2 separate regions of the Homo sapiens genome follow, and region 1 is linked to region 2. The links are chromatin contacts, found by Hi-C or POLR2A ChIA-PET in ENCODE. All regions are on one chromosome and are shown on one strand. Each heading gives the region's core, a stretch centred on a gene start or an enhancer-like site at or near the end of the contact. The rest is flanking DNA. Distances are from core to core; before and after follow the strand shown. Region 1 overlaps PARVB (parvin beta). Region 2 holds the start of SAMM50 (SAMM50 sorting and assembly machinery component).

The links. A loop is a pair of places that touch in the nucleus more often than their neighbours do. ChIA-PET counts read pairs that join two places held with the same protein, here RNA polymerase II (POLR2A). Pooled maps may share reads with other maps.
Region 1: a loop to region 2 is called in a pooled map, with 2.9 times the contacts of the local background. The contact joins the enhancer-like site here to the promoter of SAMM50 in region 2. A Hi-C loop is called at or near these places in 2 of 50 pooled maps. POLR2A ChIA-PET finds 5 or more read pairs at or near these places in 2 of 52 experiments (AG04450 and endothelial cell of umbilical vein).

What each region holds. Positions count from the first base shown.
Region 1 is chr22:44,043,731-44,051,164 of GRCh38, reverse strand. The region is part of intron 1 of PARVB (parvin beta); the gene reads right to left. Among named protein-coding and RNA genes, the nearest start is that of PARVB, 23 kb to the right of the region's middle. RefSeq lists enhancers at 1,673-2,621, 4,536-5,085. Within about 2 kb of position 1,349, at least 5 of the 41 ENCODE cell types and tissues checked have a DNase peak (open chromatin) inside an H3K27ac peak, as active enhancers do.
Region 2 is chr22:43,953,567-43,960,260 of GRCh38, reverse strand. It overlaps SAMM50 (SAMM50 sorting and assembly machinery component), which reads right to left and starts at 4,819. Exons shown (of 15, transcript NM_015380.5): 1 at 4,663-4,819. The coding sequence starts at 4,683. It also overlaps the pseudogene RPL35AP36. RefSeq lists enhancers at 4,075-4,284, 4,090-4,841, 4,965-5,044, 5,125-5,174, 4,842-5,594 and a silencer at 4,727-5,001.

The sequences.
Region 1 (7,434 bases), core at 100-2,599, 94 kb before region 2:
GTAGGATTTTTACGGCTGCCTAACTACTCTGTCACGGGAGATCTCTGCTTCTGCCCCCATGGCTGTTACTCAGCACAGATGCTGCTCTTGAAGCCCGCAGCAGTGAGGGAGTCTCAGGCCTCCCGAGACTCTCTTAGGAGATGAGACAACAGGAGCTAGGCGCCCAGTGCCTGAAAGGGGTGTCCCTGTGGCACAGGCAGAAATACACACCCGGCTCAGCCCCCGCCTCAGCTTCTGTGCTCACATCCCCACCCACTCTTCTCCTCCTTCAAGCTCCTGGTGACGGGCTGTGTGCCCTGACTTCATACCTGCACTTTCTCCCAGGTTATTGCATTTAATTCCTCAAATAAGACTGCAAGACAGGTGAGAGAGGTGTTGCCATCAGCACAGTGTTCAGAGACAATGTGTCTAAGCTGAGCTCAAGGTCACTGAGCTAACAGGGGACAAGTGACCCCAGTCCTGTCTCTCTAACTGATATTGCTACCCCACCAGTCTGCAACACATAGAAACTTGAAGAGTGCAGGACTGGCCAGGCGCAGTGGCTCACACCTGTAGTCCCAGCACTTTAGGAGGCTGAGGTGGGAGGATCACCTGGGGTCAGGAGTTCGAGACCAGCCTGACCAACATGGAGAAACCCCATCTCTACTAAAAATACAAAATTAGCATGGTGGCAGGCACCTGTAATCCCAGCTACTTGGGAAGCTGAGGCAGGAGAATCACTTGAACCCGGGAGGCGGAGGTTGCAGTGAGCTGAGATGGCGCCATTGCACTCCAGCCTGGGCAACAAGAGCGAAACTCAGTCTTAAAAAAAAAAAAAGGCCGAAAGGGGTCACCTGTAGGAATGTCTTGTTTACTAACAGTTTAAGAAGGAAAGAGGACAACAAACATACCTCAAATCTATGGTGTGGATTCTGTTTGCCAATCCTTGCTTTAGATAACCACTGGGAAACAGAGGAAGGCATTTACACCTTAAGACGGCCGCATATCTGAAGAAGTGTAAAGGCAGTGGCAGCAGGACAGGAGAGCCGCCAACGAGACTCTGCCCTCCTGATTAGGAGCTGGGAGAGGAGGCCCGTTCATCTGAGGCAGGAAGAACTAAATACGGCTGGGGCAACCCTCCCTAGGCTGTACCACGAGAAGCCAGTGAGTGACAGCGAGTCCAGGTGCAGGCACATTTCCGCAGCCACATGCCCACAATATGGAAGTGTAGGTAAAACAGAAACCCCAAACTCAAGTAGGCATGGGGCTTATTCACAGTACAACATCGAGACACACTCCCCACCAGAGCCACACAGAGGCTGAGGCCAAGGCCGGGACGGCTTTGGCAATAAAACCTACTCACTCCATGTGCCAGATGGCTGAGCCCCCAAATGGCCCGTTCCCGGGCAGAGGTCTCCTGCTTTAATAGGAAGAAAGCACCAATTTGAATTTGATTTCCAGCCAGTATCTCCAGGGCTATGGCAGCCCCTAGGGTTCCTTGCAACATGCTCAGAAACAGGGCTTCAAATTGGATCACTCCAGCAACAGAGGAAAATAAAAGCCAATCAATGGGGCTGTGCTGGGAGTGGGGCCGCTTCCTCAGCAGGCCTTTTATCGCTGGAGGAATCTGATTGACCTCGAGCCGCAGCCTGCACGCAGTGCATCCTCTGCACACATTTTCACTCCGCAGATATTTTTATGCCCGTGAAAAAGAGTGGAGCAAATCCAAATTTAATCAGACAAGAGCTAAACTTGAGAAACGAACCTCAAATTTAATCAGACAGGAGCTAAACTTGAGAAACGGACCTCCGATTCTTGTCTAGGGCCTGAAGTGAGAAAGGGGGCTGGGAGGAGAAAACGGGTCCCTAGCTTTGCTGATTGTCTACGCCAAGCACTATGGGTATTGTTCATTCTGACACCAGCACACACAGCAGCTCTCAGAACATTTCCACCCGGAGATGTCTTCAGTGAGAGGTGCATTCAGCCAGAGACCTGGTTTCTCACCCTCTCTCAGGGCCTCAGTTTCCTCATCGTAAAATGAGACTCATTTTCATCTCATTTTGCAGGGGAAGTGGCACAGGACAGAGGGCACCAGCCCTGGAGCCGGAAAGCCTGGACCTGCAGCCCGGATCCGAGGCCATGTGGCTGGGAGGACTCCACACTTCTGTTCCCTCCTCGGCAAAATGGAGTGAAATAGGCCAGGCGCAGTGGTTCACACCTGTAATCCCAGCATTTTAGGAGGCCAAAGTGGACAGATCACCTGAGATCAGTAGCTCGAGACTAGCCTGGCCAACATGATGAAATCCCACCTAAAGTACAAAAATTAGGCCAGGCACAGTGGCTCATGCCTGTAATCCCAGCACTTTGAGAGGCCGAGGCAGGCGGATCATGAGGTCAGGAGTTTGAGACCAGCCTGACCAACATGGTGAAACCCTGTCTCTACTAAAAATACAAAGATTAGCCAGGCATGGTGGCGGACTCCTGTCATCCCAGCTACTTGGGAGGCTGAGGCAGGAGAATCGCTTGAAGCCTGGAGGCGGAGGTTACAGTGAGCTGAGATTGTGCCACTGCACTCCAGCCTGAGTGACAGAGCAAGACTCCGTCTCAAAAAATAAATAAATAAAAATAAAATTAAAAAATATAAAAATTATCCGGGCATGGTGGTGGGCACCTGTAATCCCAGCTACTGGGGAAGCTAGAGCAGGAAAATTGCTGGAACCCAGGAGGTGGAGGTTGCAGTGAGCCGAGATCACGCCACTGCACTCCAGCCTGGGCGACACAGCAGGACTCCATCTCAAAAAAAAAATTCGAGCGAAATTATTACCCTCAGTTCATGTGCCCCCAAAAGATATGTCCACATGGTCATGAGTGCTCTCCACATAATTAATGCCAGGAATTATTTCAATTACAGAAATAACAAAGTTGAATGATTTGCTCAACGAGACAAGTGCTTTCAGTTTCATTCTGCACCAGGCTTTCAGGCCCCAGTGAAAAAGTATCAAGAAGATTTCAGTCTCGCCTCTCCTATGGGCCTTCCAGGAAGCTCAACTCCACATTCTGCACAGCTCTTCTGTGTCCGCGCATCTGTTCTGCCTGCCTGAACCCCCATCCTCTCCAACTGCAAAGCTGCCCCATCCCGCCCACTGGTCCTGTGGGGAATGGCCAAGCACACCTCACTGATGGCTGGAGACAGGACGGAGCTGGGGGTTCCCACACCATCCAGCCCCACAATTGGTCTTCCCCGGGGCTGACTCAGGGGAGCCGGAGGGGAGGCACCGCCCACCCCCAAGATGCTGAAGGGATGTGAGGCCATCCCCTTTGTCCACCAATACACATACACAAGTAGATTACACCAACGTCAAATACCTGGGTCAAGGCTCCCTGAGATTACAGGCTCTTCTATGGGGAATTATGCCCCTCTTTCCCCAAAAAAAGATATGTTGGAATTCTAACCCCTAGAAGCTTGTGGCTTCCATAACTGTGAGAGAATCCACTTCTGCTGGGTTTTTTATTTTTTATTTTTTTTAGATGGAGTCTGGCTCAGTTGCCCAAGCTGGAGTGCAATAGTACAATTTCAGCTCACTGCAAACTCCGCCTCCTGGGTTCAAGTGATTCTCCTGCCTCAGCCTCCCAAATAGCTGGGATTACAGGTTCATGCCACCATGCCCGGCTAATTTTGGTATTTTCAGTAGAGATGGGGTTTCGCCATGTTGACCAGCCTGGCCTCCAACTCCTGACCTCAAGTGATCTGCCTGCCTTGGCCTCCCAAAGAGCCACCCAGTGTCTGGTGCCTTGGTGCCACAGCCCTGGGAGATGAATACAGCGACCTAAGCCAATATGTGTTTTGCTTAAAATAATGCAGCTGTGTTTCTGTTTTCTTAGAAAAGAGCATGGCACCTCCTTCCTCTCCCTTTCTTGCTCCCTCTTCACCTTCCACTATGAGGAGAAGCCCCTGAGGCCTCCCCAGAACCAGATGCCAGTGCCACGTACAGCCTGCAGAAACAGGAGCCAAGTAAACCTCTTTTCTTTATGCATTAGCCAGCCTTAGTGTTCCTTTATAGCAACACGAAATAGACTAAGACGGGGCACAGGCTCCATGTGAAGCTCTGCTCCTCCATGGATAGGCCTGGTGGCTCCAGGACAAAACACCTCTCTTCACCTCTGCCGGTGGGGGAAGGAAGACAAACTGTAGCTACGGCCCCCGGGCCATCCCCACCCCCCGCACACCGACCCAGGAGCCAGTTCTCAACTCTGCATGCACGCCCCCGCTAAATCCTCTAAACCATCTTGAGATTAGGCTGCTGCTCTCCCGGCACTGATAAGGACCTCAGCAGAGGCTCAAGTCAGCAGACTCTGGCCTCAGTCTCCAAGTTCCCATCTCCTGCCACCCCACACTGTGCTGAACTTTGAACACAGAGACACTGGTGGGAACACCCCAAGGTCTGGGATTCTGCCAGAACCTTTTGTGGAGTTATCACATCACTCCAGCCAACACTATGAAAGTAATAAGCACCTTTAATCAAGTGTGTCCAGGGACTGTGTGGGGAGATAACATGTCATCGGGGCCAGCCTGCCGAGGCTCAATGATTGTCAGCGGGCAGTGTTCTCTGTGCCAGACCCAGGCGTCTATCAAACATGCCAAGTAACCACAGGAGAGCCAACTGTAGGCCCCCTCAGGGGCCATGGGCTCTTTCCCACTCCTGCAGTCAGCTCCTACCTTGCAGGCCAAGCCCAGCAGAGATGCATCCCCCACTGGTGGTCAGTGATATCCCATGATGAGGGTGAGGCGCCAGGTCCTCTGACATGGATGGCCAGCCTCAGGACGCATCTCCTAGCACCAAGGAGCAGCTCTGTTGTGCTAAGGGTCCTACTCCAGATCAGTACACTTCTGACTTCCTGCAAGAAAAGTGGCCAGAACTAGGCAAGTAGGTGACACAGACACCCTGCAGTGCAAGACAAGGCTGCAGCTGGGCTCAGCGACCACTGGCAAGGACAACAATCCCACTGACAACAGCATCCGAAAGCATAAGCCACCCAGGGATAAATCTGCCTGGAGAGGCAAGAGACTCGTACCCTGAAAACCACAAAACATTGCGAAGGGAAATTAAAGAAGACTTAAGGAAGTGGAAAGACATCCTATGTTCATGGACTGGCAGACTTCGTGTTGTTAAAGATACTACCCAAAGCAATTCTCAAATTCAGTACAATTCCTCCCAAAATTCCAATGGTGGCTCGTTGCAGAAATAGAAAATCACGCCCTAAAACTCATACGGAATCTCGAGGGATCCCAAATAGCCAACACAAGGTTGAAGAACAAAGTGGGAAGTGTCATATTTGCCAATTTCAAAACGTACTGCAAAGCTACAGTGATAGAGACAGTGTAGTACTAACATAAAGACAGACCTGTTGATCAACATAATAGAATTGAAAGCTCAGAAATAAATCCATACATTGATGATCAACTGATTTTCAGCAAAGATGCCAAGATCATTCAATGGAGCATCAACAGTGCACAACAAGATGGAGACAAGAGTGATGGGAGAGTCCCAGCCCACTAGTGCCATGTGGGCAGGGCCAGTCTCTCAAGCAGGACCACTCACTGGATCTCCAACCCCCAGCCCCATACCTGCTCTCAAGGGGAGCTCAATAATCACCTTGAATGAATGACTGCATGCCTGGAAGACAGGGTGATCAATGAATAACTGAATGAGCAAACAGGAGTTGAAACCCCAGGGTAACACATGAGACACCAGATCCAACAATGATTTCTCAAAAGAAGTTGGGCTCCTCAACACTCACCAACACATTTTCCTCCTTACATCTCTCTTAGCAACATTTTAAAACTATCATTTTGACTCAATGAGTCATAAAATCCATTTAGGAAACTGTGACTAGCATATTTTATGTATGTATGTATTTATTTATTTATTTAGACAGAGACTCTCTCTTTGTCACCCAGGCTGGAGTGCAGTGGTGCAATCATAACTCACTGCAGCCTCAAACTCCTGGGCTCAAGCGATCCTCCCACCTGAAAGCCCCCTGCCCCTGCAGGGGCACCTGTGGCTGGGACCACAGGCACACAACACAACGCCAGACTAATTTTATTTTTTGTAGAGATGGGGTCTTGCTATGTTGACCAGGCTGGTCTCAAACCACCGGGCTCAAGCAATCCTCCTGCCTCGGCCTCCCAAAGTACTGAGATTGCCTGGACAGCACGTTTCTTTAATGAAATGAAAGAACAGTAGAGTAGCAAACGTCAGTGTGCTTATAGGAAGATATCATTTCATGAAACTTTTATTCATGGATATAGGTAAATGTATGCTTGAACTGGGGTTTTTATGGAAATATATTTCTTACCATGGATCCAAAATAAAAAGAGAGTTTAAAAGTTGCTCTCCCAAGCCAAGCACAGTGGCTCATGCCTGTAATCCCAGCACATTGGGAGGCCAAGGCAGGTGGATCACTTGAGGTCAGGAGTTTGAGACCCACCTGGCCAACATGGTAAAACCCCGTCTCTACTAAAAATACAAAAATCAGCTGGGTGTGGTGGTGCATGCCTGTAGTCCAAGCTACTCTAGAGGCTGAGGCATGAAAATCACTTGAACCCGGGAGGCAGAGGTTGCAGTGAGCCAAGATCATGCCACTGCACTCCAGCCTGGGCGACAGAGCGAGATTCCATCTCAAAAATACAAAACAGGCCGGGCGTGGTGGCTCACGCCTGTAATCCCAGCACTTTGGGAGGCCTAGGCGGGCGGATCACGAGGTCAGGAGATCGAGACCATCCTGGCTAACACGGTGAAACCCTGTCTCTACTAAAAACACAAAAAATTAGCCAGGCACTGTGGCGGGTGCCTGTAGTCCCAGCTACTCGGGAGGCTGAGGCAGAAGAATGGCGTGAACCCAGGAGGCAGAGCTTACAGTGAGCCGAGATCGGGCCATTGCACTCCAGCCTTGACAACAGAGCGAGACTCCATCTCAAAAAAAAAAAAAAAAACCACAAAAAATGCTGCTGTCTCAGTTCAGAGGTTTTTGACCATTTGTGGGCCCCTAAGAATGTGATCAAAGTCTCTGTCCAAAGTGTGTGAGATCAGGCAAAACAGTGCACACAATTTCTGGGGGTTTCCTATTGTCACTTGCTCAATGAGGACATATTATCATACCTATCTCAAAAGCCTCATAGTCCTAATAAGACAATCTGCGTACAGCACCAAGCCCAGCCCCTGGCCAGTGTGAGACCTTGATATGGGACAGCTGCCACCACTGCAGGGGCAATGAACAGGAAGATGAGGAGGAGGAGGAAGACTGAAAATTCCATGTCTGTCCCGGATCCACCCGCCCTCACCCCAAGGTGAAAGATCTCACCTTGGAAACATGCAACGAATACCAACTGGAGAAAAACATCTCACAAGCTCTGAGCGCTGCCTCTCAGTACCACGCTATTTTTTTTACCAGCTT
Region 2 (6,694 bases), core at 3,570-6,069:
CAAAGAATGGATAATTTCCCATCTCTATCCTTTCAATTTTGTTGTGCAGTATTTTCAAAATGGAATTATTATATTTCTCAAAAATATGAACAAAGTAAGATTATGTGCACATACTCATCTTAATCTGAATGCCTAGCAAAAATGCTTTATCTAGGCAAAGGTTTATATCCCATTACGCTGAAAAAATTCCACTGCACTTTCTAAAATCTCCAAGCATGAAACAAGGTTCACCAAAGATCTTCCAGGTCCATCCGTATTCTTTAATCTAAAATCCAGACTTCAAGAGATGACACCATTGAAGTTTCACAGTTACAACCTCTTATACCTATTCATACATCTTACATCTATTTTTCTATTATCTCTAAACCCTAAAGTCATTATAGGATTAATACCCTGTAAATATACTTTAATCAAAATATTAGTAACTGTGTTACTAATATTCATTCATTCACCAAATATTAAGATCCTACTGTGTGACAAGCACTTATAAGAACCTCACCCTCATAGAATGTACATCCCATAAATTCTATGCCTAGAATAATAGGCATGGGGTGAGTGTTTGGTAAAATGCGCTAAAATATATATTTGGGCTAGGCACAGTAGCTCATGTCTGTACCTAGCACTGGCACTTTGAGAGGCCAAGGCAGGAGGATCACTTGAGCCCAGGAGTTTGAGACCAGCCTGGGCAACATAGTGAGACCCTGTTTCTATTAAAAAGTGTGTGTGTGTGTGTGTGTGTGTGTGTGTGTGTGTAATATAAAAAAATAAAATAAATATTTGGATGTAGCCTTTAACCTTTAAGCAGATCGGTCTACCAGTCAGTCAATAAGTGTGTATTGAGCACCATGTGCAAGGCAGCGGGTATGGGACATGAAATGAATGAGTTATGAACAGCATCTTTAAAGTGAGATAGACTAGAATCCAAGAGAAAATATAACAACAGGCTGGGCACAGTGGCTCACACCTGTAATCCCAACACTTCAGGAGGCTGAGGCAGGCAGATCACCTGAGATCAGGAGTTCAGGACCAGCCTGGACAACATGGTGAAACCCCATCTCAGGTAAAAATACAAAAGTTAGCTGGGTGTGGTGGCACCTGTCTGTAATCCCAGCCACTCAGGGGGCTGAGGTAGGAGAATCGCTTGAACCCAGGAGGCAGAAGTTGCAGTGAGCCAAGATCACGCCACTGCACTCCAGCCTGGGAGACAGAGCAAGACTCCATCTCAAAAAAAAAAAAAAAAAAGAAAACTGAAAATATAACAATACATAACACATATTAAGTATTATTGCACAAAATTTTGTTTGACATAAGCATGAGTACTAGGTGGTAAATGGCAAATGTTTTCTTACTGTTTGAGTCTTGATCAAAAAGTCTGAAAGACACTGGCTAGTGGGATGAAAAAGTCAAATAAAAGAACTGAAAACGTTTTTTTCTCAAAACACTCATCAAAGCAGCAGCAATTTTAATGTAAAAAGAGCTCCACAGGCTAGGCGCAATGGCTCATGCCTGTAATCCCCGCACTTTGGGAGGCTGAGGCGGGTGGATCACAAGGTCAGGAGATTGAGACCATCCTGGCCAACATGGCAAAACCCTGTCTCTACTAAAAATACAAAAATTAGCCAGGTGTGATGGCACACGCCTGTAGTCCCAGCTACTCGGGAGGCTGAGGCAGGAGAATCACTTGAACCCGGGAGGCAGAGGTTGCAGTGAGCCGAGATGGCGCCACTGCACTCCAGCCTGGGTGACAGAGAAAGACTCCGCCTCAAAAAAAAAAAAAAAAAAAAGAGCTCCATAAAGGCAGATACTTTTTTCCCTGTATCCCTGGCACCTATCACAGTGCTAGGCACATAGCAGACCATCAATAAATATGAGCTGAATAAATAATGAGTGATTACTTTGTTCAAGATGCCACAGGGGATGCAAGCCAAGAAGATGCAGTTCCTACCATTACATCTAGAAATTTAGGATCAAAGGATAAGACGAAAATGCAAACAGACCCAAAACAAGCCAAAATGTAAATGGCACCAAAGGAAATGGCACGGAAAGGCGAAGCCCATCCAAATGCAGGGGATAAAGAACTTTCAGAACGGAGTTCTAAAAGATGGGAATATTTTGATGCTAAAGATGGATGATGGGAGGGGGAATGAAGTGCAATAGTGCGGTCCAAATAAAGCCATCCTCACAGGGCTAACAAGAATTCTGGACAAAGGCCAGGCGTGGTGACTCATGCCTGTAATCTCAGCACTTTGGAAGGCCGAGGCAGGCGGATCACAAGGTCAGGAGATCGAGACCATCCTAGCTAACAGTGAAACCCCGTCTCTACTAATACAAAAAATTAGCCGAACATGGTGGCAGGCGCCTGTGGTCCCAGCTATTCAGGAGGCTGAAGCAGGAGAATGGTGTGAATCTGGGAGGTGGAGCTTGCAGTGAGCCAAGACCGTGCCACTGCACTCCAGCCTGGGCACAGAGCAAGACTCTGTCTCAACAACAACAAAAAAAATTATTCTGGACATCTGGACAGAAATGTAGTTATAATTGGCTGGGCGCAGTGGCTCACACCTGTAATCTCAGCACTTTGGGAGGCCGAGGCGGGATGATCACTTGAGGTCAGGAGTTCAAGACCAGCCTGGCCAACATGATGAAACCCCCGTCTCTACTAAAAATACAAAAATTGGCTGGGTGTGGTGGCGTGCGCCTATAATCCCAGCTACATGGGAGGCTGAGGCAGGAGAATCGCTTGAACCTGGGAGGCGGAGGTTGCAGTGAGTGGAGATTGCACCATTGCACTCCAGCCTGGGCAACACAGTGAGACTCCATCTCAAAAGAAATGTAGTTACAATTAACCATTAATCAAGTTGCCTTTTTTTTTTCAAGAGCACAAATCCACATTGATTTATTGACTTTTCATTAGTTTAAATCCTTGAGGGGTACAGCATTACTCGGATTCTGTGTCCAACAGCCTTAGCAGGAAGATTGCTTCAGAATTTGGCACGAATCATGCCATTGTTTCTGTGGGCCCGAGTTACCTTTCCCCAGATTACTCTGGCTTTGTTTGATTTGCCGCCAGGAGTCACTATGTTGTTCTTTGCTTTGTATACATGAGCCCAAATAGAATTCTGTTTCATCTCGGGCATAAACACCTTCAATTTTAAGAAGAGCTGTGTGCTCCCTTTGGTTCCGGAGACTCCACTTATAGCCAGCAAAAATGGCCTTGGACCACAGCCTTCCAGACATATTTCCTTTCAGAAGTCCTGCTCCCGGCAGGCCGCCACAGGAGCCAAGATGGCAGGAAGAGCTCAGGTTGCACTCTGACCTACTTGCTAGTAACCAAAAGTCACAGATACTATTTGCATCCCCATTGATTTTACAGATAGGATTTCTAAAATTAGAATCATAAGGCTTTTGCTTAAGAGTTGCTTTAGATGTTTTTCAGATCTCGAATTCCAGCAAAACTGATGCTGCCAACCAGTTTGAAGACTCCTCCCCGCAACAGAGGAACGGAATCAGCATGAGAAGTTTCCTCATCTCCCTGTCCCATAACTTCACCCTTCACTCTTCCACCAATCAAGGATCTCCACACTTCAGCAAAAACATGAGGTCCAAACTCCTGAAGGAGATGGATTTGAGGTTTCCTCTCTTTTCCCATCTCCTCGTTCAGCGGCCCTGCAACTGAAACTCTTTCTCTGCTGCAACCCACTGTCTGAGTGTATTGACTTATCGAGCACACTGAGCAACAGACCTATTACAGTTACACAAAGAGATGTCAGAAGAGAAACGGTGTTTGATCTGAATGAAAGACATATAAAGGGAAGTTAAGTCCAATTATCGATGTCAGGCTGCGACTTCTGTGCTAAATTTTTTTGGAAGTTAATGGGGAACTACTGAAAACGTCTATGCAGGTCAAGTGAAGCAATCAAAGTTGCAGTAGAAAAGTAGTGTTGGGGCTGAGACTCAGGAAATCTGAGGTTTTAGGCCATTTGGAACCAGTAACTATGTGACCTTGGAGAAGTAACTCATTATCTGGCCCTTATTTAAGATTAGGATAAACGAGAGGAGTTTGGCAACCAGTACAGTTAGTCAGGCGCCAGGCACCCAAGTATTCACATGCATTGTCTTTTAATTCTCTTTTAAGCCAGGCGAGGTAGGTACTATTACTACCTCCACTTTAAAACAGGAAGTAAGGCAGAGAGCGGTTCCGTCTTTTGCACGGTAGACAGGAGAAAAGAGGACCCCTAGATAGGTTTGAGTTAGAAGACTTCAAAGGATTCTTGTTGCTCTAGGAGCCTACAATGGCTCCAGCAGCGGCTGAGCGGGGAAAGGCTGGAAGTGACCAGTAAAGAGAGAAAACTTAAAATCATGCAAAGAAAGAGCACATTCACTGCGGTCTAAGACATCACAGAAAGTTGGCAAGTCCTTTGGGCCACGGACTCGCCGAGTGACCTTTAGCCAAGTCTCGTCCCTCCTATCAGGTTCCTGCTCGAAGGTCTGCAAGACTCGCTGGCCCGAGGCGACCTCTTTTCGGCCTCCTCCACCCAGCCCGGCACCCTTGGCACCCTCTCTCCCGGTGAACCCTGGGCGCAGCCACGAGAGCGTCTCCCCGCGGCGCCCGTCTGCCCTGCTGGCCCAGAGGCCTCGCAGCCCGCGGGTCGCTGGGCCTCTTACCCGGGCGTGCACAGTCCCCATGGTTCCCTCTCCAGCCGCTGCCTCGCAGAGCTGCCCGGGCGGGACAGAGCGTCTGCTGCTGAGGGCAGAAGGCGGGTCCGCGGTGGCGGAGCTGCAGGTCAAGGCAACTCCCACAAACCCCCGGACGCGGAACACTGGGGGCGGCCATGATTCCCCGCCTTCTCCGCGCCCCCTGGCTCGCGATGCCTTCGCTCATTGGTCCTTATGCGCCTGTGACCCGGATGTTCACACGGCCGCGGAGGACGTTCTGACTGCGCAAGCGAAGAGCGTTCACTGACATCCGCGAAGCTGCTGGCGCGTGGACTGTGTGGGGAGGGCGCGTGGGGTGAAGGTGGGTCTGCGAGAGGGTCCGCTGGGAGGCTGGCGTCTGGCGTTGGCGCCTGAAAGAGATCAGACCAGCTGTTGGGTGTCACTCAAGTCCTGCTGCTCTTAGCCCTCCTAGCACCCCCGACCCGAGGGTGCTGTGCTTGTGCCCACGCGCCGGTGAAGCCCCGAGACTCAGCGGGGAGACCCCGGGTCCGGCCACCCCCGAGCTGCAGTAGTCGGGTCTCACCGGCATCTGCTACACAAACCCGGATTGGTGCCCTGGCTCCTTTCGTTCAAGTCATTGGAACCCCCACTCAAAATCGTCAAAATGAAGACGATGGTCGTGTCTCCTTCTTGGGGGTTGGATTAAAAGGGCCTAATGTGAGAGACGGAAAGCAAAGCTCCCGGCACCGGGCCGGGCACACGGTGGGCGCTAGATAATGACCGCTATTCACTCAACTGCAGCCAGTAATTATGGGCGAGGGCCATCTAGGTGCTTGCATGAGAACCAGTCATATCGGTGAAGAAGACGGCCATGGGCTTAGGTTTTGGTGGCAAAACAGCTCCCCTGCCCCAAAAAAGAAAAGAGAATAGAAAAGAAAAAGGCATAATAAATATCAGCCACACATTGTGATAAGTATATTGAAAGAAACGAGACAGAATAAGAAAAGAGGAAGCTTCAGTATCCTGTCACGTTGCCACTCCCTTCTGATAACAGAAGCATCTTTTCTTCTGTCCCCTTACTCCCTCCCAGAAACCCTGACACCCTTTCCATTTAAATAGCAGCACCCTAGGCCTCCAACATCCCTGAGCTAAATATTCAAGTCCACATGTCCCTTCTTGCCTGGAAAGAGACAGAACCCAGCACCAGCCAGGCCCCTGCCCTTCCCTCACTCTCAGTTCCCTGAGCCTCAATTCCTTATCTGTAAAATGGAAATGATAGCCTAAGGCATAAGGTCTGAGGACCTCATGAGATCAAGCATGGGGCCTGGCACTCTGTAAACATCGAATCAACCAGATTTTCTTTGCCCAAACAGCCCTCTTTTCTTACACTTTCTTCCTCGTTATTCTTCTGAGTATGCCACTTGTAAAGGATAAGCCATGAGGTTGCCCTGCAGAGTGCAAGATGGTTGCAATATTTGAGAGCCTATTGTGTGTGAGGCCCTGGAGGATGGCAGAGGGAACAGGAGGAAAACAAAGTCACATGCTTTACCCTCAAACAAAGGGCTGTCTGCGATAGTTACAATGTATATATTAAAGGCTATCTGTGATAGTTACAATGTATATAATATATTAAAGGCTGTCTGTGGTAGTTAACAATGTGTATATTAAAGGCTGTGATAGTTACAATGGGTATACTATATTAAAGGCGGTGGTAGTTACAATGTATATAATATATTAAAGGCTGTGATAGTTACAATGTACATAATATATTAAAGGCTGTGATAGTTATAATGTATATATTAAAGGCTGTCTGTGATGGTTATAATGTATATAATATATTGAAGGCTGTCTGTGATGGTTATAATGTATATAATATACTGAAGGCTGTCTGTGATAGTTAAGATGTATATATTAAAGGCTGTCTGTGATGGTTACAATGTATATAATAAAGACTGAGAAGTCTCACAGTGCATATACTGGTTTCCTTCTCTTTAACCCAGTATTTCTTGAATTTATTGGGTCATAGAGATTTTTGGTTTTG